5 separate regions of the Homo sapiens genome follow, and regions 1, 2, 3 and 5 are each linked to region 4. The links are chromatin contacts, found by Hi-C or POLR2A ChIA-PET in ENCODE. All regions are on one chromosome and are shown on one strand. The core of a region is the stretch at or near the end of the contact, and the rest is flanking DNA. Distances in the headings are between cores, read along the strand shown.

Region 1 (5,937 bases), core at 622-3,121, 1.0 Mb after region 4:
ATTCTCCTGCCTCAGACTCCCTAGCAGCTGGGACTACAGGCGCCCGCCACCACGCCAGGCTAATTTTTTGTATTTTTAGTAGAGACGGGGTTTCACCGTGTTAGCCACGATGGTCTTGATCTCTTGACCTCGTGATCCGCCCGCCTCGGCCTCCCAAAGTGCTGGGATTACAGGCGTGAGCCACCATGCCCGACCTCTTTTTTTTTTTTTTTTAAAGACAGAGTCTCCCTGTTACCCAGGCTGGAGTGCAGTGGCATGATATCAGCTCACTGCAACCTTCACCTCCCAGGTTCAAGCGATTCTCTTGCCTCAGCTTCCTGAGTGGCTGGGATTACAGGCGTGCGCCAACACGCCCAGCTAATTTTTGTATTTTTAGTAGAGATGGGGTTTCACCATGTTGGCCAGGCTGGTCTTGAACTCCTGACCTCAGGTGATCCACCCGCCTCAGCCTCCCAAAGTGCTGGGATTACAGGTGTGAGCCACCACGCCCGGCCTCACTATAAATCTTTAACCCAGAACCAAATGGGGGTCTCAACAAAGGAAGAAATTTTCTATGAAGCAAGAAAGGATGTCATGCTTTTCTCCCGGAAAAACACACCTCAATCCATTTCCCAAATGCGCTCTCCAAACCACGTTTGCCCACCCTCAACACACGGCCCTCCTAAGACAGCACTGGAAACCGAATGCGGGTCAGAGTCGGCTAAAAACGACTTTCTCACTATTTCCTGCGCTGAATCGGGTGGCCAGGGCCCCCTCACTGTGACCTTGGAACCTCGACTTCCCACAGGGCTGTTTCCTCGCCTGTAAAGGAGGAGGGGCGTTCAGAGACCACCTCATTCTGGGTGCTGAATCCAGGCAGAATCAGAGGGAGATTCCGCCTTCCCTTCCACGCAGGGCCCCTCGAGGGAGCCTGCGAGGTCTTAAGAGTCTGGGAGAACACCCGGGGGCAGGTGCACGCCCTAGGCAAGACGCCAGGGCTAAATCCCGTGAAGAACGGTAATCCCTTCCCGATCCGGAGGGCTGACCCACTCAGAGCCTCCATGTGCTCTTGGAGGACAAAAGCCCCTTTTCCAGAAGGGAGCGCCAAGATGATCGCTCCAGGCCGCACGGGCCCTTGCGGGGGCCCCAGAGAGTCTCAGGGGAGGGTCTCTGACCCTAACACTCGCAGGCAGGGTGGACCCGTCTCCAGATTCCACGCCCAGGCCGCTTTCCCCAGGTCCTGCGGAGTCCAGCCCCAGCAGGACGGGTTGGGCAGGCACCAACCAGCCCCTGACCCCTGGCTCCAGGCCAAAGGGGACGCTCACCCAGGCTTTGGGTCTCCCTTCTCCTGGCCGATGGGACCGGCGGGCGGGCCACCTCCAACCGCCTTCGCAGACGCCCTCACCCAGGAAGCAGGTCACCCCCAACCCCAGGTGACCGAAAAGCAAGACGCCCACCTCCCCTGACCAAGACCGGCCTGGCCAGGACCCCCTGGCTCCCGCCTCCAAGCAGGGAGCTTCACGCCCACACACAGAGGCCGGGCTCGAGGCCGGAGCGCCCGGGGGAGCCCGGCAGGCCGCGCCGGGAGGAACCTCTAGTCCCCCCTCAAACCCTGGGACTTCACCCCCAAGCTCCATGCTGGCGCGGGAAGCCCCCGGGGCCGGCCTTTCGCACCCCAGGCCGCCCCGCGCCGAGGCCCCAGGCTCCCGTCGGCTTCGGGTCGGCACCGCGGCCTCCATTCCCGGCCCCTGCAGGACCGCACCCCCGCCCCCTACCCGCTCCTCACCAGCCCCGGAGGCTCCGTGGGTGCCCAGCAGCGCGAATCCCAGCAGCACGAACAGCGCAGCCGCCATGATTCCTATTCCTCGCCGGTCCTACAACCTCCAACCGCTGCCGCCGCCGCCCGCGGCCGCTATAAAAAGCGGCGGAGGCGCGGACCGGGCGCGCGCACGCACGGCGTCATCTCGGGGGCGGGGCGAGCGCCGGGGACGCCGGTCGCCCCGCCTGCGCACGCGCGCACACGCTCGCATGTACGCGCCGGCTCCGGCAGGCTCACGCTACGGAATCCGGGCGGCGGCGCACGTGACCCGGCGTTGCTAGGAAACGGGAGTGGGGCCTGCGGGGACGCGGCTGGAGCCTGCGCATTTCTTCCTTCCTGCTTTCAAAGTTGCAATGAGCGCAGAGCGGTGCGCCCGAGGGGGTTGAAGCGTTGAAAGTGTGTTACCCAGATTTTATCTGAGTTAAACACGGGCCGGCCGCTGTGGCTCACGTCTGTACTCCCAGAGCCTTGGGAGGTCGAGGCGGGAAGATCGCTTGAGCCCGGGAGCTCGAGACCAGACGCGGCAACATGGCGAGACGCACATCTCTGCCTTTAAAAATGTACATATATATATATATATATGAACGTATTAATAAATTAGGTGGGAGGAAGTGACCTCCTCCGCCCAAATAAAAATACTTAAAGGGCACTTGAATCTGGATCTCAGAAAATGAATAATTTCTTAGTATAAACGTCCTGTGCACCATTTGGTTGGGACAAGTAAGTTCCTCTTCAGAAACTCAACTTCCAGGTCTAAAGTTGTCAATCAACCTTACCCCCTTCTTCTTTCCTCGCAGGTGGCGCGTTTACCCTATTTTAAAAAAGTTTTAAGTTTTAGCCAACCGGGATCAGCTTAGATTGTGGGCGTCCAACCCCAGCCAACAGGGAAAGGACAGAGGAACAGAAGCTCCCTTCCTTTGTCCCGTGTGCTCTGGAGATTGCATCCCACGCAGGCAGCCCCCTTCCGTACAAGTAAAGTGGTCTCGCTGAGAAATTTTCTAAGTGCTGGTTTCTCTTTGCGGGACCGACTCGCCGCCCCCAAATATCCCATTTGGATCCCATTCTGTTTCAGGAGAGGCTGGCGGTTACCTTTCTTGGGGAGACGCGTCCGACTGCTTCATTGTGGGGGCCTCAGGAGCGGAGGATCGGGTCCCGCCCGAGGTGACGCGTAAACCCAGACTCTCAGCAACGCGGGTAGGAAGGACCCTTGAAGTTCCGCGGCGACCACGGTGAGAAAAGTCGCTATTGGGGCGACACAGGTGGGGGCGTCTCTTGGAGGTTGAAAGTGTGTGTTGGAAGTTAAACTCGGAGTCGCAATGCAAGAGGACCGCAGACTAAGCCGAACGCGAAGGGCTAACTGGAAAGGGGCAGGAATGTGGCTACACTGGCGGGAAGAGCCCGTGGCGACGGGAGGGGGATGTGCAGAGTGGGTGGCAGGTGCCATCTCTGCAGATCAGGACCGGCGGGAAACTTGTTTACTGAGACTCAGACGGGGAGGCCCAGAGGGTGAGGAAGTCAGGTTGGCCTTGGAAGTAGGAAACGAAGAACGAGGGCGCTGAACGAGCCAAACCTTTGAAGAGGAACTTGTGAATGAATGAGACGCGCCATATCTTTTGTGTGTGTGTGTGTTGGAGTCTCGCTGTGTCACCCAGGCTGGAGTGCAGCGGCGCGATCTCGACTCTCTGCAACCTCCGCCTCCCGGGTTCAAGCGATTCTCCTGCCTCAGCCTCCTGAGTAGCTGGGATTACAGGCGCGCACCACCACGCCCGGCTAATTTTTGTATTTTTAGCAGAGACGCCCCATATCTAAAGAAGGGTGGGATCCTCTAGACCACCTTCCCCCACTCACCCCTCCGCCCCTCCCAACCCACCCCCTCCGCCCCTCCCAACCCACCCCCTCCGCCCCTCCCAACCCACCCCCTCCGCCCCTCCCAACCCACCCCCTCCGCCCCTCCCAACCCACCCCTCCGCCCCCCCCACCCACCCACCCCACCCCTCCGCCCCTCCCCAACCCGCCCCTCCGCCCCTCCCACCCACCCCTCGCCCCTCCGCCCCTCCCCCACCCGCTCCTCCGCCCCTCCATCCCTCCCCTATAGAACCACCTGGACCTTGCCACCCACATCCCCGCTGGACAGCCACTAGAACATGCCCCTTCCTCAGGAAAGCTCCAACGGGAAACAGAACAATGCCAAAGGGATATTCGAAACTTTCGGCCGGGCGCGGTGGCTCACGCCTGTAATTCCAGCACTTTGGGAGGCAGAGGCGGGTGGATCACGAGGCCAGGAGTTCAGGACTGGCAGCCTGGCCACGATGATGAAACCTCGCCTCTACTAAAAATACGAAAATTAGCCGGACGTGGTGGCGGGCGCCTGTAATTCCAGCTACTCAGCTACTCGGGAGGCTGAGGCAGGGAATGTCTTGAACCCGGGAGGTGGAGCTTGCAGTGAGCCGAGATCGCGCCACCGCACTCCAGCCTCGGCAACAAGAGCGAGACTCCGTCTCAAAAAACAAACAAACAAACAAAAACCCACAGAACTTTCCTTTTGCCTCCTGCTCAAAAAGACCTGCCTCAGCCCTTTTCCCCTTTAGGGAAGGACCACCGGGAGGAAGGGATATTGACTTCGTAAATGCCCCCTTTAACCAGTTCAGAGGTTAGAAATCTAAAAGAACTCAAACCACTGTTAGATGACCCTTTTGGATTCGCGGATCAAATTGACCAATTTCTGGGGCCACAGCTGTACGCTTGGGCTGAATTAATGTCTACCCTCAGTACTCTCGTCTCAGGAGAGAGAGAACCATGATTCACAGGCCGCTGTGTTAGTCTGGGAGCGTGAACACCCCCCGGTCAGAACGTCCTTTCAGCGGAGCGTAAATTCCTGGCCCAAGATCCTGGGTGGGATGACAATGTGACCTAAAAAACATGAGCGATCTCGGAGATGGGATAATTACAAGGATTCGGGAATCAGATCTGCAAACCCAAAATACTTCCCGAGCATTTAACGTACAACAGAGGAAACATGAAGGGCCCATGGGGTTTTTTTTGGAGACAGAGTCTCGCTCTGTCGCCCAGGCTGGAGTTCAGTGGCGCGATCTCAGCTCACTCCAACCTCCGCCTCCCGGGTTCAAGCGATTCTCCTGCCTCAGCCTCCCAAGTAGCTGGGATTACAGGCGCCCGCCACCACGCCTGGCTAATTTTTTGTATTTTAGTGGAGACAGGGTTTCACCATGTTGGCCAAGATGGTCTCGATCTCCTGACCTTGTGATCTGCCCACGTCGGCCTCCCAAAGTGCTGGGATTACAGGCGTGAGCCACCGCGCCTGGCCAGGCCCGTGGAATTCTTAAACAGACTTAATAAACAGATAAGAAAATATGCAGCTGCCGGCTCACGCCTGTAATCCCAGCACTTTGGGAGGCTGAGGTGGGCGGATCATGAGGTCAGGAGATCCAGACCATCCTGGCTAACACGGTGAAACCCCATCTCTACTAAAATACAAAAAAATTAGCCGGGCGTGGTGGGGGCGCCTGTAGTCCCAGCTACTCGGGAGCCTGAGGCAGGAGAATGGCCTCAACCCAGGAGGCGGAGCTTGCAGTGAGCCGAGATCGCACCACTGCGCTCCAGCCTGGGCGACAGAGCGAGACTCCGTCTCAAAAAAAAAAGAAAGAAAGAAAAAAGAAAATTGGAAAGACCATCCCATAGAGGAACTTTTTTTTTCTTTTTTGAGATGGAGTCTCACTCTTTTGCCCAGGCTGGAGTGCAGTGGTGCGATCTCGGCTCACTGCAACCTCCACCTGCCAGGTTCAAGCGATTGTCCTGCCTCAGCCTCCTGAGTAGCTGGGACTACAGGCACGCGCCACCACGCCTGGCTAATTTTTGTACTTTTAGTAGAGACGGGGTTTCACCTTGTTGGCCAGGCTGGTCTTGAACTCCTGACCTCAAGTGATCCGCCTGCCTCCACCTCCCAAAGTGATGGGATTACAGGCATGAGCCACCACGCCCAGCCAAGAAAGAGAACTTTTAACTGCTGGGGGCAAAGAAATAAAATACAAAGAAGAAATTTTACAGCTCCTAGGCCGGGCGTGGTGGCTCAGGCCTGTAATCCCAGCACTTTGGGAGGCTAAGGCAGGCGGATCACCTGAGGT
Region 2 (5,764 bases), core at 1,470-3,969, 1.9 Mb before region 4:
GATTCCAGACTTCCGCCCCCCAGGGACTTGCTCAATCCCAGAGGACCCACCGAACAGAAGACGCAGACTTGGTTCTTCTGTGCTATCAGTTTCTCGAAGGTCTACAGAGGCCAGATGCCAAGTTCTCTGACTTACACAGGCCTTGCTTTTGGCTGAGGCTTCGATATCTGCGTCCTGCACCCTGGGATTATCTCCTCCTGGGGAGCATCCTTGGGGCCAGTCACACCTGGCACCCTGCCCTCGTAGCCTTCCTGAGTCAGCACAGCTCCTGGTCCACGGGAAGTCCTCCGTAAACAGCCTGAGCCACAAACATGTTGAGATGACGTCCTCGCAAGGCAGCTGAGGGCTGCAGTGATGCCTGTTATCTGCAGTCAGTTTTCCAACACATAGGAAGGCAATACAATAATTTAAAAAAAAAAAGGGGGGGTGGGCCGTGCACGGTGGCTCACGCCTGTAATCCCAGCACTTTGGGAGGCCGAGGCGGGCGGATCACGAGGTCAGGAGATCGAGACCATCCTGGCTAACACGGTGAAACCCCGTCTCTACTAAAAATACAAAAAAATTAGCTGGGCTTGGTGGTGGGCACCTGTCGTCCCAGCTACTTGGGAGGCTGAGGCAGGAGAATGGCGTGAACCCAGGAGGCGGAGCTTGCAGTGAGCTGAGATCGCCCCATTGCACTCCAGCCTGGGTGACAGAGCGAGACTCTGTCTCAAAAAAATAAAAGTGGGGGTGTCAGCTCCATGAGGCCAGACACTGTGTCTGTTTTGTCCTGTGTCCTCTGTGCCCAGGACACTATCCTCTGTGCTCAGGACACTGTCCAGCACACAGTAGTTGCTCAATAAGTATTTGTGAATGTTGTCTTAAAATAGAAGTTGGCCTTCCAAAAGGATTTCTTTGCTATGCACAGCATTTTATGTTTTTTCATTAATTTTTATTTAATTATTTTTTTGAGATGGAGTCTCACTCTGTCACCCAAGCTGGAGTGCAGTGACGCGATCTTGGCTCACTGCAACTTCCGTCTCCTGGGTTCAAGTGATGCTCCTGCCTCAGACTCCTGAGTAGCTGGAATTACAGGCACCCGCCACTAGGCCAAGCTAATTTTAGTATTTTTAGTAGAGATGGGGTTTCAGCATGTTGGCCATGCTGGTCTTGAACTCCTGACCACAAGTGATCCACCTGCCTTGGCCTCCCAAAGTGCTGGAATTACAGGCGTGAGCTACAATGCCCAGCCATGTTTTTTTATTAATTGCTCATTTTTTTTTTTTTTTTGAGATGGGGTCTTGCTCTGTCACCCAGGCTGGAATCCAGTGGTGTGATTACAGCTCACTGGATCCTTGAACTCCTGGACTCAAGCTATCAAGCCACCTGAGTAGCTGGGCCTACAGGCATGAGCCACCAGGCACAGTTGATTTTTTTTTTTTTTTTTTGGAAATGGAGTCTTGCTCTGTTGCCCAGGCTGGAGTGCAGTGACAGGATCTCAACTCACTGTAACCTGTGTCTCCCAGGCTCAAGCGATTCTCCTGCCTCAGCCACCCAAGTAGCTGGGATTACAGGCTGAGCCACTGCGCCCAGCCAAATTAAAAAAAATTTTTTTTCTGTTGAGACGGGGGCTTACCACATTGCCCAGGCTGGTCTTGGAATCTTGGGCTCAATCGATCATCCTCTCACCCCACAGCCTCCCAAAGTGCCAGGATTACAGGTATGAGCCACCACTCCTGGCAGTCACCCACATTTTAAAAATAAGAGATTGCAAGCAGGGCACAGTAGCTCACGCCTGTAATCCCAGCACTTTGGGAGGCCAAGGCAGGTGGATCACCTGAGGTCAGGAGTTTGAGACCAGCCTGGCCAACATAGTGAAACCCTGTCTCTACTAAAAATACAAAAAGTTAGCTGGTGTGGTGTTGCATGCCTGTAATCCCAGCTACTCGGGAAGCTGAAGCCTTTTTGTATTTTTAGTAGAGATGGGGGTTTCACCATGTTGGCCAGGCTGGTCTCGAACTCCTGACCTCAAGTGATAACACCCACCTCGGCCTCCCAAAGTGTTGGGATTACCGGTGTGAGCCACCGTACCCGGCCTCTTTCAGGTCTTTCTTCAGATGTCACCACCTCAGATTCTGGCCACCCTTCCTGAAACTGCACACCCTATACATACACCGCCCTTGGCTACCGAATTTTTTCTCGTTAGCCTTTTTCACCATCTAATAGGTATTGCATTTACTTATCGTGTTATTTTCTGTCTCTATAACAACACTGGGAGGCGTACGAGGGTAAGGGCTGAAGGCTCTCTTGTCCTCAAGGCCATGTACTATTTATTACATACATGAATGAATGAACGACTGCATTTCTTCCTTTTTTTATTCCTCACCTACTTAAGGTTCGAGCTCCCTGAGCCCATTGGCCAACACCTCTGGAGTCTGACCACGCCTAGAAACACTGCGCATGCTCCGTTGCTAGCCAGCCCAGGCAGGGCGCTGAATCGGCACAAACCAGTCTCACTTCTTGTACCGCAGTGGGGAGGTTGGAGAGAATTTTTTCCCATGAAAGGGCATACGTTGCCCGTCCCCTTCCCCGAAGAACGCACTAGGAATACTGTTCCTGCGTTTGCATGAGCTGTGGCACCAGCACCGACTCAGCCTTCCGGGCCTCCCTCATGCACGGAGCCTCTCACTAGGTCTCACCCGCGGCTGCGTTGGTGCCGTCCGGCACGGTCACGTGGGCGAGAAAATGGCGGCCCCCAGACCGCACTGCGGGCGTCGCGGCAGGTGAAGCGGTGGTGGCAGAGGCGCCTGCGGTTACTGGCCGGGCCGACGGGTCCTGAGTCTCCAGAGCTCGGTGAGGCGTCCCGGAGGCGGCGATCACGGTGTGGGGCCCGGGTCTGGCGGGCGGTGGCACCGGGAGCGCCTCGTTAGGGAATCCGGTCTCAGGGATTCGTTGACTGTGGATGGGGCGGGTTAAGGGGTCTCGAGTCCCGGCGATCTCTTTCCTCTGGGATTTTTTACATGAAAGAGTGCCCACCTCACGTCCTGAAGCTCCTATGTCGTACGGTTGGGTCTCAATGGTCCCCAGTGCCCTGCCAGCTCGCACAGGCCTGCCCTCTGGTTTCTGATGACCCCTCTTTAAAGGTGTCACTCTCCTTTGATGGTCACCTGTGCTTAGGTGGCTACACTGCCCTCGTCAAGCCCAGGCAGCCTTGCTGACGCCACTGTTCACCAGAGAGGGCTGCCAGCATGCCATAGCCAGCCTGTCTTGAGATGAAGCATCCGCCAGGTTCTCAGCCGATCTGGAAAGAGAGGGGTCCCTTCTCCCCTTGGCTGTGTTCTTTTATCCTAAGTCATTCAACAAAGCGTTGGTGGTTTAGAGCCCGACTCTGGAGCCAGACTTCCTGGATTCCTAACTCTTCACGCTGCTCCCAAGCAAGTTCCCAAGCACAGTCCCAAACTGTGCCTCAGTTTCCTCACCTGTAAAATGGGGACAATCTTAGTAACTACCTCACAGGGTAGTGATGTAGATCGAATGAATTAATGAATGTAAAGAGCATGGAGTGCCTGGCGCGTAGCAAATGCTACATAAGTGTCAGCTGCTATTGTCACGGTTGTCGTTTTTATTTTATTTATTTATTTTGAGACAGGGTCTTGCTTTGTAGCTCAGTCTGGAATGCAATGGCACGATCTCGGCTCACTGCAACCTCCGCCTCTCGAGTTCAGGCGATTCTCCTACCTCAGCCTCCCGAGTAGCTGGGATTACAGGCGCCCACCACCACGCCCAGCTAATTTTTGTATTTTTAGTAGAGATGGGGTTTCACCATGTTGGTCAGCTGGTCTCGAACTCCTGAACTCAGATGGTCTGTCCACCTCGGCCTCCCAAAGCGCTGGGATTACAGGCGTGAGCCACCGCGCCCAGCCGGTTATTGTTTTTATTGAGGCCCTACTGCGTGCAGGTCATTGCACTAAGTGCTGGGAATACAACAGTGACCAAGATAGACTCAGTCCCAGCCTTCAGAGTTCTATTCTAATGAGGGATAAGACCAATCACAAGCAACTAAACCAATACTTTCCAATATGATATCTAGGAGTCTTAGGCGCCGTGGAGAAAAATAAAGCTGAATAAGTGAAAAGAGATGGAAGAGTAACATTGTCCATTGTGATCAGGGAAGGCTTCCATGAGGAAGTGATGTTGGAGACCCAGGAAAGCAAGAGGATGAGCACGGGTGTTCCTGGACCAAACTGAGGGTCGGGCTGCTATTTCTCATGGTCCAATAACGAGATGCAGATTAACTGGGGAGGAAGAGAGTTTTTATTTCTGTAACCGGTTACAGGGAGAAGGCCTGGAAAATATCGCCAGACCAACTCAAAATGACAAAGTTTTCCAGAGCTTATATACCCTCTAAGCTCTCCATCTACATGTAACTGAGCATCCATCTAAAGACTTAAAGTGACTAACTTCTTTTAATCTATAACTAAGATCTGAATCCTGAAGACTTTCCTTTGGAACCTCAGTAAATTTACTTAATCTAAATGGGTCCAGGTGCTGGGGTGATCACCCTTATCTCATCTCCAGTGGGTCCAGGTGCTGGGGTGATCATCCTTATCTTGTCTCCTGCTAAATCATGGAGGTTTGGGGAGTTCTTCAGACACCCAGTAAAACTTGTTTCATCCTAAACGGGTCACATTAAGAATTCCTTCGTTATTGGCTGGGTGTGGTGGCTCAAGCCTGTAATTCCAGCAGTTTGGGAGGCTGAGGCGGGTGGATCACCTGAGGTTGGGAGTTCGAGACCAGCCTGACCAACATGGAGAAACCCTGTCTCTACTAAAAATACAAAATTAGCCGGGCATGGTGGTGCATGCCTATAATCCCAGATACTCGGGAGGCTGAGGCAGGAGAATCACTTGAACCCTGGAAGCATAGGTTGTGGTGAGCCGAGATAATGCCACTACACTCCAGCCTGGGCAAAAGAGCGAAACTCTGTCTCAAAAAAAAAAAAATTCCTTCATTATCTTGTCATGCCTTAAGGCCCAGGAAAGGCCTGGGCAAAACTCTTCATGGGCTTTTGTTACATTCCAGCCTTTGTATGAGGGCACTGGCTCTTTTAGCTTTTAATGTTTAACTTAACCACTCAGTCAGTGCTGAAACAGTTATGGAGGCCTGTGTTAGTGAGGCCTGGCCTGCTACGTGGGGACATCTAGGGAAGAATGTTCCTCATGGAGATCACAGCAAATGCAAAGGCCCTAGGGCTGCACTGGGCCTGGCGTGTTGGAGGAACAGCGAGGAGGCCTGTGTGGCTGGAGTGGAGCTAGAGAGGGAAGAGGTGATGGGAGATGGTCATGAAGGGCCTTTGGGACTGTCAAGTAGTTGAGTGAGGAGGCATAGGAGGATTTTAAGCAAGGGAGTGATATGGTCCAGTTTACATATTGAAAGTACTTCTGAATCTGTTATCTAAGCTGTGTAACAAAAATCCCCATAATGGCTGGGGGTAGTGGCTGATGCCTGTAATCCTAATGCTTTGGGAGGCTGAGGCAGGATGATCACTTGAGCTTGGGAGTTGGAGACCAGCCTGGGCAACATAGAAGTGAGACCCCATCTCTACAAATAATAAAAAAAAAATTAGCTGGGCATGCTGGTGTGTGCCTGTAGACACAGCCACTAGGAAGTCTGAGGCAGGAGGATCACTTGAGACTGGGAGTTCGAGGCTACAGTGAGCCGTGATCATGCTGCCGTACTCCAGCCTGGCGACAGAACAAGATCCTGTCTCAAAAACAAACAAAAA
Region 3 (5,463 bases), core at 311-2,810, 1.1 Mb after region 4:
CCAGCCTCCAACTTAATCCGCAAGTGGCTCTGGCAGCTTCTTCAAACCAGGGGCCTTCCATCGCAGTAAACGGCTCCACTGACCCTCTGGGCCTGCCCTTGCCCGCTCCCCTCCCACCTGGCTCCAGCAAATCATCGGGCGGGGCCTTCAGAGCCACTGGGCCACCGGAGCAAGTCTGCTCCTTGTCCAGGTACCCAACACCCTGCCACCCTTATCTGAGTATGATCTTGGACACCTGTGCACCCTGAACGTGGTAGGGGGGACACTCCCCATCTCTCTTCTCCCCCCGAACTTCTCTGGGACTCTGGCGAGGGCTGCCATGGTGGGCGCTTATGCCCTGGTTATGAGGCTGAAAGGGCACCTTTGCTTGGCATCCTTCCCTGCCTGCTCTTCCCACCCCCTTCCTGGGTTCTCTTGGGCGCACCCCCTTGTAAAATCACCTGCACACACAATGCCTACCTCAGGCTCCGCTTCTGGGGACCCCCCCCCCAACAAAAGACATCAGCCCATCCATCCCCAACGCCAACAGATAGTCCCCAACCACCTTCCCTGGGCTCAGAACTGGCCCCAGCCAGGGGACACCGCGCGTAGGCACCTGCAGCCTCGCATGCTTCAGCCAAATTCCGTGGCTTTCCCGCCTCCCGTGTGCCCCACACTCGGGGTCTAAATTTGCACCTGCTGGGCCTCTTCCCTGCAACCCGCCCGCACATCGCCAGGCTCTTCCAGGAATCCCCACCTGCCCGCTGGGAGCCTGTCCCCTAAGATGGGGGCCCTGGGTGACTGCGCTGCTCTCTGTAAATATTCACGTTCTGGCTGAATGGACGGGGATAACATGAGGCTGCTAAGGAGGCGACTAGGAGGACCTGGCTCGGGGGCTGGCTCTGCGACCTCGGGCCAAGTCCTCTTGAGCTGCACGATTTTGAAAATCATGAACTGCAAGGGGAAACTCAGCACCTGCAAAAAGGCATCACAGAAGGCGAAGCCGGCCAGAAGGACTCGCGCCGCATGCAGCGCGCTGCCTAGCGCCGGACCGAAGCCCGGACCCTCCAGCCCACCTTGTCCGATCCATCCCACCCAAGAAGGCATCGCGCACTACAACTCCCAGCAAGCCCCGGGCCCCTGCGCCGGCGCTGCGGGTAGGGAGCCGCGCGCGGCATGCTGGGAGTTGAAGTCCATCGCTGCCCCACCCGCCCAAGCCGGCCCACTGCGCACCTCTGGGAGTGGTGGGCCAGGCGAAGGTGCCATAGCGCGCGGCCCAGGCGCTGCTGCTGCAGCAGGAGCTGGCCCGGGGGCTCCCCGGCGCCGCCGTTTACAGGCGAGCGCAGGCCCATGTTCTCGAAGTAGTGAGCCAGGAAGGCGATCGGCTCCTCGGGCCGCGCCTCCAGCACCTTCAGCAGGGCCGCACGTAGCATTTCCGTCACGCCGACCTGCCGCAGGAAGTCCTCCTCGCTCTCGGCCGCCCCCGCCGCCCGGGATACCGACTGGCGGCCGCTGTCCGTGAAACCGGCCGGCGGTGGTACCGCTTGCCGCCGCTTCTCCACTGCCGCCATCTTCGCTGAGGGCAGCGGGACCGGAAGCACCGCCATATTCCACTGTGCGCTAGAGCCCCCCCAAGGCGGCCATCTTGATTAAGGGCAGAGGGCACCGGTATCCCGCTGGGAGACTTTGGGAAGTGACAAGGGTACGCTACCACTTTCCTTGTGTCCTTATTGGCACTCTCTCTTCTCCTCCCTCTTTGTGTATATTGATTGGCTCTCCTGGCTTTGGCCTCGGTCCTGAATTTTGCCAGACTCCAAAATGGCTGCCTCGGAAGTGCTTCGTTTCTGGCACAAAGCCGGATTGCTTGCCATTTGGGTAGTGAGCGAGTCCTTCATTAGCATGGTCTCCTAGCAACCAGTCTCCCTGGTTAGCAGAGAAGCCTGACGGAGCATGCGCGGGGCTGGACCTGCCCAGGACTGCTGGACCCAGCCCCGCGCCCGGCCCCCAGACCCTTTTCTCATGTTCATCTCTGAGCCTTGGTGCTGGGGGTCGAGCTCAGCCTGGCCTTCCGCCTAACTCAGTCAACGTCTGAGTGCGTAGCTCACCTCGTGGGAGAAGCCCCCTCCCCAGCTCCGCTGCAGCTGCGCTGAGCCCCTATTGGCGGCCACACGGGCGAGCATCCCGCGCTGTTACCCCCTGACCGCCAGAGGGAGCTTTCTGACACCGCAGCCTCCAGAGCTGTAAACTCTGCCATGGCTCTCCAGGGCCCCCGGGCTGGCACCTCCAGGCCTTCATCGCCTGACCTCGCTTCCGGCCGCCCTCCCGGCCCTCCCAACCCTCCGCAGCCCGCAGCCACCTCAAAACACAAGCAGTCTCCTCCATAAGCCGCCTCTGGGTGTGTTTCCCCAGGCGACCTCTGTGGATCTTCCCTCACTGCTTTCGGGGACTCCTGGTTAAGCTTCTCACCGAGGAAACCACTAAGCCCTCGCGTTTCCCCGCCCCGGGCAGAGCTTGCTGGGTGCCGTCCCCGTCCCTCAGGGGCGTTGCCCCGGGCAGGGGGCAATGAGAGCTGTTTGCCGGGGGACCGTTCCACCATCCTCCCAGCACAGGAATCTCTGGCGGGCAGACCAAATGCCCTTTGTAAAACGTGAAGTAGAGGTTCCTCTTCAAATGAGACTTTCCTCCCCATCTAATTAGGAATAAATAGTAACTTCTCTTAGAAGCAAAATGTATTCAAAGGCCTGTGGTAGGCCGGGCGCGGTGGCTCACGCCTGTCATCCCAGCACTTTGGGAGGCCGAGGCGGGCGGATCACGAGGTCAGGAGATCGAGACCATCCCGGCTAACACGGTGAAACCCCGTCTCTACTAAAAATACAAAAAATTAGCCAGGCGTGGTGGCGGGCGCCTGTAGTCCCAGCTACTCGGGAGGCTGAGGCAGGAGAATGGCGTGAACCCGGGAGGCGGAGCTTGCAAGTGAGCCGAGATCGCGCCACTGCACTCCAGCCTGGGCGACAGAGCGAGACTCTGTCTCAAAAAACAAACAAACAAAAGACCTGTGCTAACATTCTTTGTTAATTAATTGTTAATGTTATATTGAATATATATAATGTAATAAGGAAATCAACATACTTTATGTTCTTAGTGCCCACAATGTAGGCTAAATATCTGCCCTGGCATGCTTATACTGGTCCAAGCAAGCATTAGGTCATAACCTGTTCCTCTTCCTTATTTGAAGGTGTTTTTACCTTTCTTAGCATTCCACAAGCTACTTCTTCCTTCCTTTGTTCTCCTCTGCCTTTGCCTCTTTTTAAAAGTTCCAAGCTGCTAGCCGATCGGGATAAATACAGAATGTGAGGTCCCGTTCCAGCCAATGGAAACCGTCCCGTTCCAGCCAATGGAAACCGGACAGAGCAGTAGGGTGGACGCGTCAGGTTATAAATGACCCTGTCTCCTTTGTTCTGGATACTCTCGTGGCAAAACTGCTGGCCAGTGTACCCTTTCTGCAGAAAGTAAAACAGTGGCCTTGCTGAGGAAATGACATTTATATTCAAGTGCTATTTCTTTACGGCACCGGGGAACAAGCATTTCTAACACTTTCTTCTCCAGCCCCGGACTGTGGGATGAGGGAGATGGAGCCATCAGGGCAGGACCCACAGTCAACCCTCTGCTGTCCGGAGCCCTCAGACCTCTCCTCTCCACGGAGTGGGTGTCAACTGAGAAAACTGACACGTTTGTATCATTTTAGGAGGTTTATTTGCCAAAGCCTCAGGAGGTCCTGACGACAGGGGCCCAGGGTGGTCAGGGCACAGCTTGGTCTTACGCATTTTTAGGGAGACGTGAGACATGAATCAATGTATGTAAAAAGTACGTGGTTCCGTCCAGAAAGGTGGGGACCACTCAGGGAGGGGCTTCAGGTCATGGGTAGGTGAGACAAACAGTGGCCTTCTTTTGAGTTTCTGATGAGCTTCTCCAAAGAGGCAATCAGAACATGCATCCATCTCTGTGAACAGAGGGATGACTTTGAGTAGAATGGGAGGCAGGTTTGCCCTGACCAGTTCTCAACTTGAAGGGGTCCAAGCTATTTTGCTTTCACAGGGGGAAAGGCTGGCCACTCAGGAGGGGCTGATCCCGACCTGGCCGGTCCCCCTTAACCCAGCCCAGGCCGACACCTGGGGCAGAAGCCTCAGAGAAGCTGGTGGGTGGGTGTCGTCCTCAGCCAGGTGCCGGCAGCGTTTCCAGAGGTGATAGGTGGGCAAGGCCAGGAGCAGCAGTCCCAGCACCGCACTGCTGGTCCACAGAGCCGCGGGCAGCTGGTCACCCGCAGGTTTGGACGCTGGGGAGAGAGTGCAGGAGACCCCGGTCAGAGCCCTCCAGGCCTCTGCAGGCTTGGGAAGGGAGGAGCCCCTCAGAGGCTACACGTGCTTCCAAAGTTACCACGTTCCCTGAAATTTCACAAAGGACTTTACCATGACCCTTTTGAAATGCGCATAGCACCTTAGAGTTTAGAAATGGGCAGTCCAGGCCAGGCGGGGTGGCTCACGCCTGAAATCCCAGCACTTCGGGAGGCCAAAGCGGGTGGATCACGAGGTCAGGAGTTCGAGACCAGCCTGACCATGGTGAAACCCTGTGCCTACTAAAAATACAAAGTTAGCTGGACATGGTGGCAGGCGCCTGTAATCCCAGCTACTTGGGAGGCTGAGGCAGGAGAATCACTTGAACCCGGGAGGTGGAGGTTGCAGTAAGCTGAGATCGCACCACTGCACTCCAGCCTGGGTGACAGAATGAGACTCTGTCTCTCAAAAAAAAAAAAAAAAAAAAAAAAGGGCAGACCGGAGAGAGGACGGCTCACCACCATGAAGGGTGCTGAGCCTACAATCTGCACTTTGAAGACTTAGTCTGGGGAAAAGGGAGGAATGTAATATATCTCCTTCATACTATTTTATATTGATTACCTGTTGAAATGATAATGCTTGGGATATATTGGGCTCTGCGAAATGTATGACCACACTTTTTTTTTTTTTTCGAAATGGAATCTTGCTCTGTCCCCCAGGCTGGAGTGCAATGGCGTGATCTTAGCTCACTGCCACTTCCGCCTCCCGGGTTCAAGTGATTCTCCTGCTTCAGCCTCCCGAGTAATCCTCAGCTGGGATTACAGGCACATGCCACCACACCTGGCTAATTTTTGTATTTTTAGTAGAGATGAGGTTTCACCATGTTGGCCAGGCTGGTCTCGAACTCCTGACCTCAGGTGATCCTCCTCCTTGGCCTCCCAAAGTGCTAGGATTATAGGCATGAGCCACCGTGTCTGGCCAACACTTTTTTTTTTGAGACTGAGTCTTGCTCTGTCACCCAGGTGTGATCTCAGCTCACTGCAGCCTCAACCTCCTGGGCTCAAGTGATCCTCCTGCCTCGGCCTCCCAAAGTGCTGGCATTACAGGCATGAGCTACCATGCTTGGCCCGACCACATTATTTTTACTTTTAAT
Region 4 (5,484 bases), core at 2,596-5,095:
GGTTGGAGTGCAGTGGCATGATCTTGGCTCACTGCAACCTCTGCCTTCAGGGTTCAAGCGATTCTTCTGCCTCAGCCTCCCGAGTAGCTGGGATTACAGGTGCCTGCCACCACGCCCTGCTAATTTTTGTATTTTTAGTAGAGATGGGGTTTTGCCATGTTGGCCAGGCTAGTCTTGAAATGACCTCAGGTGATCTGCCCACCTCAGCCTCCCAAAGTGCTGGGATTACAGGCGGGAGCCACTGTGCCCGGCCAGATTTTGTTCTGATTTTTAAAAAAACATTGGCCAGGGGTCTGTGCGTGGTGGCTCACGCACCACTGCACTCCAGTCTGGGTGACAGAGCCAGACTCTGTCTCAAAAAATATATAAAAATTTAAAAAAAAAAATTGTCTGCAGGCTAAGTGTAGTGGCCCACACCTGTAATCCCAGTACTTTGGGAGGCCACAGTGAGAGGATTGCTGGAGCCCAGAAGTTTGAGGCTGTGGTGAGCCGTGATTGTGCCACTGCACTCCAGACTGGGTGGCAGAGTGAGACCCTGTCTCAAAAAAGAAATTGTGTGACTTGAGCCCTGAATCTGTAGGTTACCAGACCCCAGTAGCAGTGAGCTTCCCCTGCCTATTTCTGTATCTGCTGTCCTGGTACTTAAGTCCCGAAAGGGAAGGCAGAGACTTCAGCATGGTGGCACTGAGGCCCTCGCCAGCCCAGGAGGTGACAGGAGCCAGACTGGCGGATGGGGTCCTGTGTTTGTTGCCACAGTGAGTCACTGGACTCCACTGTAAAGAGGAGCAGTCTCGTGGTCCCATCAGCCATTTATTCAGTCATTTATTTCTACCAGCATCCACTCGAGGACATTTTTTCTTTTTCCTTTTTTTTTTTTTTGAGACAGAGTCTCGATCTGTCGCCCAGGCTGGAGTGCAGTGGCGCGATCTCAGCTCACTGCAACCTCTGCCTCCCAGGTTCAAGCGATTCTCCTGCCTCAGCCTCCCGAGTAGCTGGGACTACAGGCGCCCGCCACCAAGCCCAGCTAATTTTTTGTATTTTTTAGTAGACACGGGGTTTCACCGTGTTAGCCAGGATGGTCTCTATCTCCTGACCTCATGATCCACCCGCCTTGGCCTCCCAAAGTGCTGGGATTACAGGCATGAGCCACCACACCCGGCCTTGATGACATTTTTTCTACAGACTATAAATCCTTTATAAACTTTAATTTTGTTGCTCAAGTTGTCCTCTCTGTTTGGCCATCGTGACCCCTTCCAAATGGGCTCCTGTGTGCACATGATATGTCCCGGGTCACTTTTTTTGTTATTGAGGTGAAATTCACATAACATAAAATTAACCATTTTCAGGTGTGCAATGCAGTGCTTTAATACATTCACACTGGTATGCAGCCACTGCGCCCAGCCTGGAATTGGCCATTTTAAAGACTATTTTATTGACTTACTTATTTTAGACAAGGTCTCGCTCTACCACCCAGGCTGGAGTGCATTGTCACAATCATAGCCCAATTTTAAAAATAATCTTGGCCGGGCGCGGTGGCTCACGCCTATAATCCCAGGACTCTGGGAGGCCAAGGCAGGCGGATCACCTGAGGTCGGGAGTTTGAGACCAGCCTGACCAACATGGAGAAACCCCGTCTCCACTAAAAATACAAAATTAGCCGGGCATGGTGGCGGGTGCCACCATAATAATCATCTCCCTTGCATGGGGGCAGGCCTTGCACTGGCTGCCCTAGTCAAGTAATCCCAGCTACTTGGAAGGCTGAGGCAGGAGAATCGCTTGAACTCGGGAGGCGGAGGCTGCAGTGAGCCGAGATCGCGCCGCTGCACTCCAGCCTGAGCAACAAGAGCGAAACTCCGTCTCAAAAAAAACACAAATAATTAAATTAAAAAAATAATAATAATCTCCCAGCCGGGCGTGGTGGCTGGCGCCTGTGATCCCAGCACTTTGGGAGGCTGAGGCAGGCACATTGCTTGAGCTCAGGAGGTTACAGTGAGCCAAGATCACGCCACTGCACTCCAGCCTAGGCAACAAAGTGAAACCCTGTCTCAAAACATAATTATCATCTCCCTTGCATGGGGGCAGGCCTTGCTCTGGCTGCCCTAGTCAGGTACCACGGCTGGTTCTGGGGTGTAACTGCCTGGCTTTGAGTCCACAGCATAGACTTTCCTGTCTCCTTGGGAGCACTGATTCTTCCATGGCAGCCCAATGCCATGGGGCCTCGGTCTCAGGCCAGTAACCAGCTCCTGAGCTTCTCGGGAGACAGAGCTGGCTGTCTCACACCTCACCTCACCTCACGACGAGGTGGGGTGAGCGGGGCATCCGACCATCATCCACCCATCCATCCTGATTTATTCAGTGCTTCTGTGGTCAGCACAACATCCCGAAAATGTGCCCGTTCCGTCGGCCGCTGTGGCTCACACCTGGAACCCCAGCACTTAGGGAGGCCGAGGTGGGCGGATCACTTGAGGTCAGGAGTTCGAAACCAGCTGGCCAACAAGGTCAAATCCCATCTCTTCTAAAAATTCAAAAAAATTAGCCGGGCATGGTGGTGGGCGCCTGTAGTCCCAGCTACTTGGGAGGCTGAGGCAGGAGAATTACTTGAACCCGGGAGGTGGAGGTTGCAGTGAGCCGAGATCACGCCATTGCACTCGAGCCTGGGCAACAGAGCAAGACTCTGTCTCCATCAGTCAGTCAATCAATCAATAAATGAATGTGCCTGTCCTACTCCCTGGAACCTGCAGCTAAAGGGACTTTGAAAATGGGACGAGATCTTCAGATGGGAAAGCATCCCAGATCGGGTGGACCCAATGTCAACAAAAGAGTCCTTAGAACCAGGACAGTTTCTCCAGCTGGAGGCAGGGGAGCACAGCAGCTAGACTCAGTCCTTGAACACCTGTGCAGGCCCGCCCAGCCCTAGCCTTGGGAGCGACGCTGTCAGGGGGAACTGATGGGGGGCAGCCCACCCGTTTCCATTTCAGGATCCCTCTGGCTGGCTGGGGAAGGGGTTAAGGGGAGACAACAGGGGGTGGGCGATTCCGCAGGAAGGTCCTGGAACTCTCCCGGCCAGAGATGGTGGCTGGACTAAGGTGCAGGGGGTGGTCGGGGAGCTGGGGGGGGGTGCTCAGATTCCTGGATTTTGAGGGTTCAAAAAGCAGCTGGACGGGGCGCAGTGGCTCACGCCTGTAATCCCAGCGCTTTGGGAGGCCGAAGTGGGCTGATCACCTGAAGTAAGGAGTTCGAGTCCAGCCTGGCCAACATGGTGAAATCCCGTCTCTACTAAAACTACAAAAATTAGCCGTCCGTGGAACCAGCTACTTGGGAGGCTGAGGCATAACAACTTGAACCCGGGAGGCGGAGGCTACAGTGAGCCAAGATCGCGCCTCTGCACTCCAGCCTGGGTGACAGAGACCCCGTCTCAAAAAAAAAAAAGCTACTGGAGGGAACTTGGGGGCGTGGAAGGGGTGGTCACGGGGGAAGTCCCCCAGATTTGGACGCTCGTAAAAAGCTCGGAAGCTGGGAGACCAGGAGGGCGGGGAAGTCGAGGTCCAGTCACTGGGCCAGAGTCCCCAAGACTTGGGCTGGAGAAAGGTCGGAGGAAAGGACCCCACTAGTCCGAAAGCATGTCCCCGCGCACGCGCACCAGGCGGCCGGCAGAGACAGGGCACAGTAAAAGGAGCCGCGCGGACTCCGGGCACAGCTGCTGGGCACTGGCAGCTCGCAAGGCACAGCGCGCAGGCGCGCACGCCACTTAAGGCCCCGCCCCCTCCCAGCGCGCTGATTGGCGGGGCCGTAGAGGGGCGGGGGCATGGCGCCGCGGCTGCGCAGCGCGGGGCCCCGCGCGGGCGGGTGGGCGGAGCGGGCCCCCCGAGCGGGGGCTGGCGAGCGCGGGGAGGGGGCCGAAAGGGCGGCAAAGCCGGCGCGCGCCCGGCTGGGGGCGGAGGGCGGGGGCCCGCGGGCCGGAACAGCCGCGGCAAGTGGCGGCGGCGGCAGCGGCAGCGGAGGCAGCTGAGGCGGCGGCGGCGAGTGGGGGTCCGGGCGGCGGCGGCGGGCCCGGCGGCGGGCCGAGGAGCCGGGCGCAATGGAGCGGAAGAGGTGGGAGTGCCCGGCGCTCCCGCAGGGCTGGGAGAGGGAAGAAGTGCCCAGAAGGTCGGGGCTGTCGGCCGGCCACAGGGATGTCTTTTACTATAGGTGAATGAGCGCGCCGGCCGCGCAGGGCCTCAACGGGCTCCTCCCAGCGGCCTCTGCGGCGGCCTCGGCGCCCCTGCCCCGGGCCGCGGCCTGGGCCCCGCGCGTGCGTCGTGCGTGCGTGCGTGCGTCTTGCGTGCGTGTGCGCCCGGCGCGCGGAGGCCCAGTGCGCGTGCGCCGCTTGTTGGGCCGCATGGCTTTCGGCCGGCCGTTCAGGGACTGGCTGCCGGACGGCGACTGCGGCCTTTGTTCGTGCGCGCTGGGCCAGGGGCGCCTGGCGGCGGCCAGATGCTACCGGGGGGCAGGGGTGGAGGGTGGGCTGTCCCTTTGGTTCCCGTGAGACGCAGGGGGTGCCTTCTTGGGGCGCTCCTGGGGTGGCGCGGAGCCCGAGGGGGTGGCCAGCCGGGATTTCGGGGAGCAGGGCTCATGGGCGGATCGGGGAGGGCGTGCGTGAAAATACGGGTTCTTGGGCTCGCCCCAGTCCTGGGAATAAGCGCCTCAGGGTGACTGGTCTCCCACGCAGCGTTGCTTTTTTTAAAGGTATTCCCCTTGACTCCTTCCGAGGCCTCTGGTCCTCTTGGGTCGTGGCCCCCTCAGGGTGGAGACCTGAGGCTTTCGACTTTCCGAGCCCACCTAACGGTAGTCTTTGCGTGGATGTTACTGGTGGTGGAAGGCTTTCAGAGACCCCCCCGTCCCCAAATTGGAACAAGGCGCTGCTCTGAAAGGTCGCAGGGAACCCCCTCCGTGGAACAAAGACTTAGTCGCCTGCTGCAGCCAAGTCCCAGACAGTCGGCCACCTGCTGTTTGTCCTCTTTTTTTTTTTTTTCCTGGCTCGGGAAAGATGCTTTTGATTCTGGGCCAGCTTTGATTGCGCCCTCCCCTTGGTTCAGTGTCCCGTGGCGCCTTCAGGTCCCCCAGGAGGGGAAAGCGGAGGACGCCTGCCATGTGCCGAGCACCTGGGTAAAGGGGGGTGTGCGGCTGGTCCCCCTTTTTCCCACAGCTCGGGGTCGTGGGCAGGAGACCGCCCAGGTGAGGGCGGGTGGTTTCCACGAGCCAAGGAGGGGCAGAACGACCGCTCCGTCCACTGTGCACTTCGGTCCTCTGTGGTTCTTGACTGTCCCGGTTTGGGGAGATAAAGTGAGAAAAGTGAGCGGGGAAAGGATGGCTGTGATCAGAAGCAATGTGTGGGGCCTCGTCCTGCAGGAGGAGCTCAGGGACTGGTTCCTGGAAAGTTGGAGGACAGCAAGAGAGGGGAAACTTGGTCCCCAAATGTGTACCCTTATGAGCTGGAACCCTGTA
Region 5 (6,266 bases), core at 3,595-6,094, 1.1 Mb after region 4:
ACACCTCTAGGTGGTTCCAGACGGTGGGGCCGGCCTGGGGTCCTGGTGGGAGTCTGCACCGACACACGGTGCCGCAGGCCCCGTGAAAGCACCTACCGTGCAGGTACAGCGAGGCCCAGGACCGCCAGCTGGCAGGTCCCGAATCAGGCCTTGGCGCCACAGCCTGTGGGGGAGCCCGGCCTACCTGATGGTCTGGGTGGATACGGGACGGAGCCCGGCCTACCTGATGTTCTGGGTGGACACAGGGGGTTGGGCCGGCTTACCTGACGTTCTGCGTGGGGTTCCACCTCTCTGAGGGCAGCTCCCCGCTCTGGGGGTCGTCCACCGGCGGGTGGAGGATGGAGATACACACGTCCCCCGTCTGCACAAGAAGAAGACAGGTCAGAACAGGTCAGAGGTCAGCACGGGCTCCCAGTGCCCCAGGTCCCGGAGGATGAGGACGTGGAGGACGAGGACGTGAGGCTCCCAGCGCCCCGGGTCCCGGAAGGACGAGGACATGAGGCTCCCAGCGCCTCGGGTCCCGGAAGGACGAGGACGTGAGGCTCCCAGCGCCCCGGGTCCCGGAGGACGAGGACGTGAGGCTCCCAGCGCCCCGGGTCCCGGAAGGATGAGGACGTGAGGCTCCCAGCACCCTGGGTCCCGGAGGATGAGGACTTGAGGCCCGTGGGGGCCGCGCTCACCTCGTAGATGTTAGGGTGCCACATCTTGGTCAGGAACCGAAAGGCTGGTGGAGAGTATGGGTAGTCGATGGGGAACTTGAGGCGCGCCTGCAGGGGCAGAAGGCAGGTGGCTCAGTCCAGCCCAGCCCCAAGACCTGCCCCAGCTCACAAGGTGCCCAAGGCCATCCCACTCCCAGTGCTGGTGCCTGAGGGTGTGTGTGAGGGACACCGTATCCTGCCCAAGGCAGGGACTCTCACAGGCCTGGGGTCAAGTCCCCAGAAGGCTGCCTGAAGCCTTTTCTGAGTCACCCGAGCTGATCCCAGCTCCTACACAGTCCAGGTGGCCGGGACCCGGCCCAGCACAACTGCTGGGGAACGTGGGCACTGGCTGCCCGCGTGGCTCCAGGCCCGTGGCAGCCCAGGTCAGGCATATGGGACCCAGGCCAGGGGCACCCACCAGCAGACAGAATGGACTGGCAGGGGCTCCAGGCTCCCCTTGGATGGAGCTGAAGCCCAGGACCAGGGCTGCACCTCCAGGGCCTTGGCAGCCAGGGTGTGGGGAGGGTTAGCACAGATGATTGCTCAGTTAGCAAACACTTGTGACACCTGCCCTGGCCCAGGCCGTGGGAGGGGATGAGTCAGTATGGCCGTCTGCCCTCAGGTGTCCGGTCTTGGGGGGTCAGGCAGGCAGACCCATAGGTCACAGAAACCTGGCAGGACTCCTTCCCTGTCAGCATCGCCCCCTGTGGTCACCCAGGCCCTGGAGGTCCAGATCTGCTGGCAAGGACGGCCACAGAGGGAGGCCTGAAGCCACGTGCCAGGTGACAGAGCTGTCTGGCCTGCAGCCTGGGGCGTGATGCCACCCACGGCCCTCCTGGGCCACAGCAGGTAAACAAGGAAGCCTCACTGTTTTCCTGCTGGGCCCCAGTGCCAGACACAGAGGTTGTCTGGGTCAGGGGTCCTGGTGGCACTCAGCACTCCAAGGCACGAGAGCAGCACCCCCAGAGCGATCGTGGTGGAAGCCTGGACAGGGAGGGCACTCAGGGGGTCTTGGATCGTGGGCGAGGTCTGGACAGGGAGGGCACTCAGGGGGTCTTGGATCGTGGGCGAGGTCTGGACAGGGAGGGCACTCGGGGGTCTTGGATCATGGGCGAGGTCTGGACAGGGAGGGCACTCGGGGGTCTTGGATCGTGGGCGAGGTCTGGACAGGGAGGGCACTCGGGGGTCTTGGATCGTGGGCGAGGTCTGGACAGGGAGGGCACTCGGGGGTCTTGGATCGTGGGCGAGGTCTGGACAGGGAGGGCACTCGGGGGTCTTGGATCGTGGGCGAGGTCTGGACAGGGCGGGCACTCGGGGGTCTTGGATCGTGGGCGAGGCCTTGACAGGGAGGGTACTCGGGGGTCTTGGATTGTGGGCGAGGTCTGGACAGGGAGGGCACTCAGGGGGTCTTGGATCGTGGGTGAGGTCTGGACAGGGAGGGCACTCAGGGGGTCTTGGATCGTGGGCGAGGTCTGGACAGGGAGGGTACTCGGGGGTCTTGGATTGTGGGCGAGGCCCCTCCCGGACAGGCAGGGCACTTTGGGGGTCTTGGATCGTGGACGGGCCCCTCCTGGACAGGGAGGGCACGCGGGGTGTCTTGGGGGGTGTCCTCTGTTTGACAGGGAACTCACTGGTGCCCCGTAAGGCAAGTGACTTGGCCGCGGCCACAGAGCAAGGCTGGAACTTCAGTCTCAGAACTGTCCTGCGGTTCCCCAAGACTTCAGGCCCCCCAAGCCTGGTGCTGGGTTTCAGGCGGCAATCCTTGACAACAGCCAAGGCCTCATCTGTACCAAACCCCACCAAGTCCCAATGAGCCTCTTATTTTGGGCACCTCTAAGAATGTCTTTTCCCCGGAGCAAACCCAGGCTCAGAAAAGGAAAGCGCCCTGCCAAGGGCAGACAGCAAGTCGGCTGTGGAGGGCTCTCTCTGGCGGCCCCTGCCCCAGGGCTCACTTTGGCTCCTGAAGGAACAGCAGCTGCAGGCAGTGGCTGGGCAGCAGCGGCCCTGGGCACTCAGCAGGTTCTGTATTTCCACGCTCCCCCAACTCCCTCCCAGGCACAGCGGGAAGGGAGAGTCCTCGTGGGTGGCAGCACCCCCGTCTCAACACTGGCTTCTGAGGACTGACCCTGTGGCAGATGTCTAGAGGCCCCCTCCCTGGGAAATCCGGAAAACCGGATTATCCCCTAATGCTGGCCCAGGAAGCTCTGCCCACAATCCCTGGCAACCGGTCTGGTGGGCACAGCAGCCAGAAACCCCCATCCCCTCCTTCCAGAACAGCAGCCGCCTCACAGGCCTGGCTTCGAGGTGGGGCTGCGGCTCCTCAGCCAGCTGCTCCCCCAAGCAGACAGAAGGGGCTGGCGGAGGAGCTGCTAAAACCATTTGGCAACCTCGAGACCCAAACTCTGTTCCCTGTGTGGGGACGCAGGATTCCAGATGCAGAACCCACGGGCGTCCCACTCTCTGCTCAGGAATCGCCCCCAGCAGACCAGGCTGCTGCCCTCACAGCCGCTGAGCGGGTGCGGTTCAGACACTAATTAGCTCGGAGAGCAGACACATATCGTGCGGGAGGCATCGGTCCCTCGGCCCCACGCCCGCAGCTGGCCGGGGCAGAGCGGGCCGGGCCCTGCAGTGTCGTGTCGTGTCCAGGCTCTTGGCAGGAAGTGACGGTGGGAGGGGGAGATTCCTGGACAGGGTGCTCGTTCCCCACCGCTCACACAGGGCCCCTCGCTTTGTCCCTCTGGCCCCAAGAACGAGGTCCCTGAACGCTAAAAGAAGTCAAAGGTCACGTCTGGATCGTGAGATCAAGAAAACTGCCCTGGTTTTGGCCTGAGTCCTTTTCACATGAGACAGAAACAGCCTCCCCGCTCCCAACAACAACAAAAACATCCAGAAACTGCTTGGAATTAAACCGCCAGAGGGCAGAAGAAACGGCCCAGAACTCGGGGTTTGGGTCCCAAGAAGCCACCTGTTCAGTGGACTCTGAGAAAGGCCAAGACCAGCTGGGATGAGCGAGCCCGGAGCTTCTGAGGTCGGGGTCCGGGACGCGGGCCCGAGCCGGGAGGCCTGGAGAGAGCTGCAGGGAGCAGGTGGGAGGCACGCCCCTACTTCGGCCTTCCCGAGGGCGCAGGTTACATAAAGCAGGGGATGGAGCCCAGGGCGCCTGGCCGGCTGCTACTGGCAAGGGTGGCCGCTTTCCAGGCGGGTCCTGGCTGCCAAGGCTCATCCGGGCCTTTGTTGGAGACTGAGCGAGTGGCCGCGCCAGCCACCCCCAGGCTGGCCTCGCTCCCCCGCTCACGGGCCCAGCTCCCCAACAATAGCAGCTACGGGGTCTGGGGGGGCCTCTTTGTCTCCTCCGGGGAGGGCGGGGAGGGCAGCTGAAAGGCCGGCGCGGCCTGGGCTCCGCTCCCTCTTTCTCGCAGGGGCGGAGGGGGAGGCAGCCGGGGTCCAGCCCCCGCCAAGGAGGAGGTGGGCAAGAGCCCCACGCCCAGATGCTACAGGGAGGGCCCCCGGCCACCCCTCCGGGGGCCAAGAGCCTAACAGGGGACCGGACGATGCCTTGAAGGGAACTGGGGATTTTCGAGGACTGCAGCAGAGGCTGAAGGTCCCCGAGACGGTCCGAGGAGGGGGCCGGGCAGAGCTGGGTGGGGGAACGTGGCCATAGAAGGGAAACGAGCCCAAGCCAGGAGGCTTCGGGGCCCGCCCAGCAACAGCGCTAGGACCGCGGGGCAGGGAGCTGGTTCCCGGCGCCCGAGGTCGCTCGTGGGCTCCGGGACCCGGGCGGGGGTCGCCGCGCTCACCTTGAAGTAGCCGCCCTCGTAGTAGGTGTTGGGGGGCCCGAAGATGGCCACCTCCCAGTTGTATAGATCGCCCTCGTCCACCAGTGTCACGCGGAATCCCTCGACCGGCTCTTCCTGCAGCCCCTTGAGCTCCAGCAGCAGCGCCTTCTGCGAGCTGGGCACTAGCGGCCGAGCCATGGCGGCGGCGGAGGGGCCCGGGGTCGGAGCAGCGCGGGGCCGCGCGACCACCGCGAGTTCGCGAGACGGGCCGGGCCGCGCACCGTCCGGGGGGGAGCCACCGGGGCCGCCGCCTGCCTCCTCCTCTGCGCCGCCGCCGCCGCCCGGGGACCCCGAGCGCTCCAGCAGCTCTGGCGCCGCCGCCCCACCGGCGCTTGCCTTGGCCGGGCCCGCGCGCCCCGCCCCCCGCTGCGCCTGCGCGCACCGCCTGGCCCCGACTGCGCCTGCGCTCCGCGGCCAGGTCCGACTTGCGCCTGCGCGCCCGGCCGCAGGGGACGCCGGGAGGTGGAGTCCCGGCCCCGGTCCCGCCTACGGCGCCGAGCGCCTCCGCCGGGAGGGAGGGTTCGAGCGCGCAGCCCCGGGCTCTTCCGATCCCCGAGGCCGCCGCCGTCGCCCCCTGCTCGACCAGCACCGCGGACGCTGTGCGCAAGGAGGCGGGCAGGGCTGCTCTGCGCCGTCACCGGCCCGGTCCCCCGGCTTTGGGGTTGTTTTGTGACGTGCCGGCGCGGGGCGGGGCCGCGGGCGGTGAACGGGGCGCGGCGCGGGGTCCTGACCGGGACCGGAGGGGCAGGGCCGGTCCATCCGGCGCGACCCCGCGTCCCCGTCTCCGTTTCCCCGTCTGTGCAGGGGACGGGCGCGAAGTCTGTCCTAGGGTCGCGCTGGCCACGCGGAAGGGAGGAAGGGGCGGGAGCGAGGCGGGATCCGCAGACCTGGCTTCCAGGCGCGGCGCTGCCTCGGTTCCCCCGACAGCGGGAGCTCTGAGAAGTGGGCGAGGTCGGGGAGGGCTCTGAGGGGTGGGAGGGGCGAGGGCTTCCCTGGTCCCCGTTGAAGTCACCATGTGGTGTGAGGCGAGTGCAGGCGCTGGAGCCATCAGAGGTTGGCAAGGTGCTCCTGCCCCCCAGAGAAACTGGGAAAGAGGCCTACGCCGGCCAGCATCGGCTCAGCACCTGACCCGGGAGAGGCGCCAGCCCCACGGAGCCCCCACCCCAAGCTGAGCCCGAGCCTGGCTGTGCCCTCCTCCCAGCCTGACCTTTGTCCTACCCGAGTCTTTTTTTTTTTTTTTTTTTTAAATGAGACAGAGTCTCGTTCTGTGGCCCAGGCTGGAGTGCAGTGGCACAATCTCACTGCAACCTCCGCCTCCCGGGTTCAAGCTAGTGTCCGCCTCAGCCTCCCGAGTAGCTGAGATTACAGGTGCCCGCCACCACGTCCGGCTAATTTTGTATTTTAAGTAGAGATGGGGTTTCACCATGTTGGCCAGGCTGGTCTCGAACCCCTGACCTCAAGTGTGTTGTTAGGTTTTGAAAGGAAGGGGAGGATGCAGTTTGGACTAATAAAGGGATCCGTCTGCGTCGGCCTCCCAAATGCTGGGATTATAGGCATGAGCCACCGCGCCCAGCCCACCTGAGTCTTGACCCCAGCTGATTCCGGGCATCACTGTGACCCCACCTGACTTCTGACCTGGCTCAGTGGCTGCCCAGACACCCACATGCTCCTTGCTGTGAAGCTTGGTCGGGAGAACTGGCCGTGGTGAGGACGGGGCAGCCCAGCCTCCCCT

The links. A loop is a pair of places that touch in the nucleus more often than their neighbours do. ChIA-PET counts read pairs that join two places held with the same protein, here RNA polymerase II (POLR2A). Pooled maps may share reads with other maps.
Region 1: a pooled map shows a loop between it and region 4 (12-fold over the local background). The contact joins the promoter of BSG here to the promoter of MBD3 in region 4. A Hi-C loop is called at or near these places in 7 of 50 pooled maps.
Region 2: a pooled map shows a loop between it and region 4 (8-fold over the local background). The contact joins the promoter of DOHH here to the promoter of MBD3 in region 4. A Hi-C loop is called at or near these places in 5 of 50 pooled maps. POLR2A ChIA-PET finds 5 or more read pairs at or near these places in 2 of 52 experiments (B cell and H1).
Region 3: a map with no recorded cell type shows a loop between it and region 4 (9-fold over the local background). The contact joins the promoter of TPGS1 here to the promoter of MBD3 in region 4. A Hi-C loop is called at or near these places in 1 of 37 single-sample maps with no recorded cell type and 5 of 50 pooled maps. POLR2A ChIA-PET finds 5 or more read pairs at or near these places in 1 of 52 experiments (activated naive CD4-positive, alpha-beta T cell).
Region 5: a loop to region 4 is called in a pooled map, with 6 times the contacts of the local background. The contact joins the promoter of CDC34 here to the promoter of MBD3 in region 4. A Hi-C loop is called at or near these places in 3 of 50 pooled maps. POLR2A ChIA-PET finds 5 or more read pairs at or near these places in 3 of 52 experiments (H1, activated CD4-positive, alpha-beta T cell and activated CD8-positive, alpha-beta memory T cell).

The regions. Positions count from the first base shown.
Region 1 is chr19:568,530-574,466 of GRCh38, reverse strand. BSG (basigin (Ok blood group)) reads right to left here and starts at 1,871. Exons shown (of 9, transcript NM_001728.4): 1 at 1,766-1,871. The coding sequence starts at 1,832. BSG-AS1 (BSG antisense RNA 1) reads left to right here and starts at 2,219. Exons shown (of 3, transcript NR_184018.1): 1 at 2,219-2,358; 2 at 2,871-3,027. RefSeq lists silencers at 1,531-1,710, 1,881-2,100 and enhancers at 2,921-2,970, 3,051-3,623.
Region 2 is chr19:3,497,629-3,503,392 of GRCh38, reverse strand. It overlaps DOHH (deoxyhypusine hydroxylase), which reads left to right and starts at 2,719. Exons shown (of 5, transcript NM_001145165.2): 1 at 2,719-2,832. It overlaps LOC105372245 (a long non-coding RNA gene), which reads right to left. Exons shown (of 4, transcript XR_936262.3): 4 at 2,342-3,458. RefSeq lists an enhancer at 2,608-2,717.
Region 3 is chr19:503,594-509,056 of GRCh38, reverse strand. TPGS1 (tubulin polyglutamylase complex subunit 1) reads right to left here and starts at 1,560. Exons shown (of 2, transcript NM_033513.3): 1 at 1,213-1,560. The coding sequence starts at 1,550. MADCAM1-AS1 (MADCAM1 antisense RNA 1) reads left to right here and starts at 1,168. Exons shown (of 3, transcript XR_936221.4): 1 at 1,168-1,681. It overlaps MADCAM1 (mucosal vascular addressin cell adhesion molecule 1), which reads right to left. Exons shown (of 5, transcript NM_130760.3): 5 at 3,714-4,312. The coding sequence ends at 4,092. RefSeq lists enhancers at 1,415-1,754, 1,627-2,484 and a silencer at 2,285-2,414.
Region 4 is chr19:1,591,226-1,596,709 of GRCh38, reverse strand. It overlaps MBD3 (methyl-CpG binding domain protein 3), which reads left to right and starts at 3,845. Exons shown (of 7, transcript NM_001281453.2): 1 at 3,845-4,188. The coding sequence starts at 4,079. RefSeq lists enhancers at 3,405-3,454, 4,832-5,484 and silencers at 3,705-3,774, 3,845-3,894, 4,055-4,354, 4,495-4,594.
Region 5 is chr19:530,338-536,603 of GRCh38, reverse strand. CDC34 (cell division cycle 34, ubiquitin conjugating enzyme) reads right to left here and starts at 4,844. Exons shown (of 5, transcript NM_004359.2): 1 at 4,496-4,844; 2 at 681-767; 3 at 264-361. The coding sequence starts at 4,672. RefSeq lists silencers at 724-885, 4,010-4,179, 4,600-5,339 and enhancers at 946-1,065, 1,106-1,155, 3,470-3,629, 3,700-3,749, 4,147-4,803 and 3 more.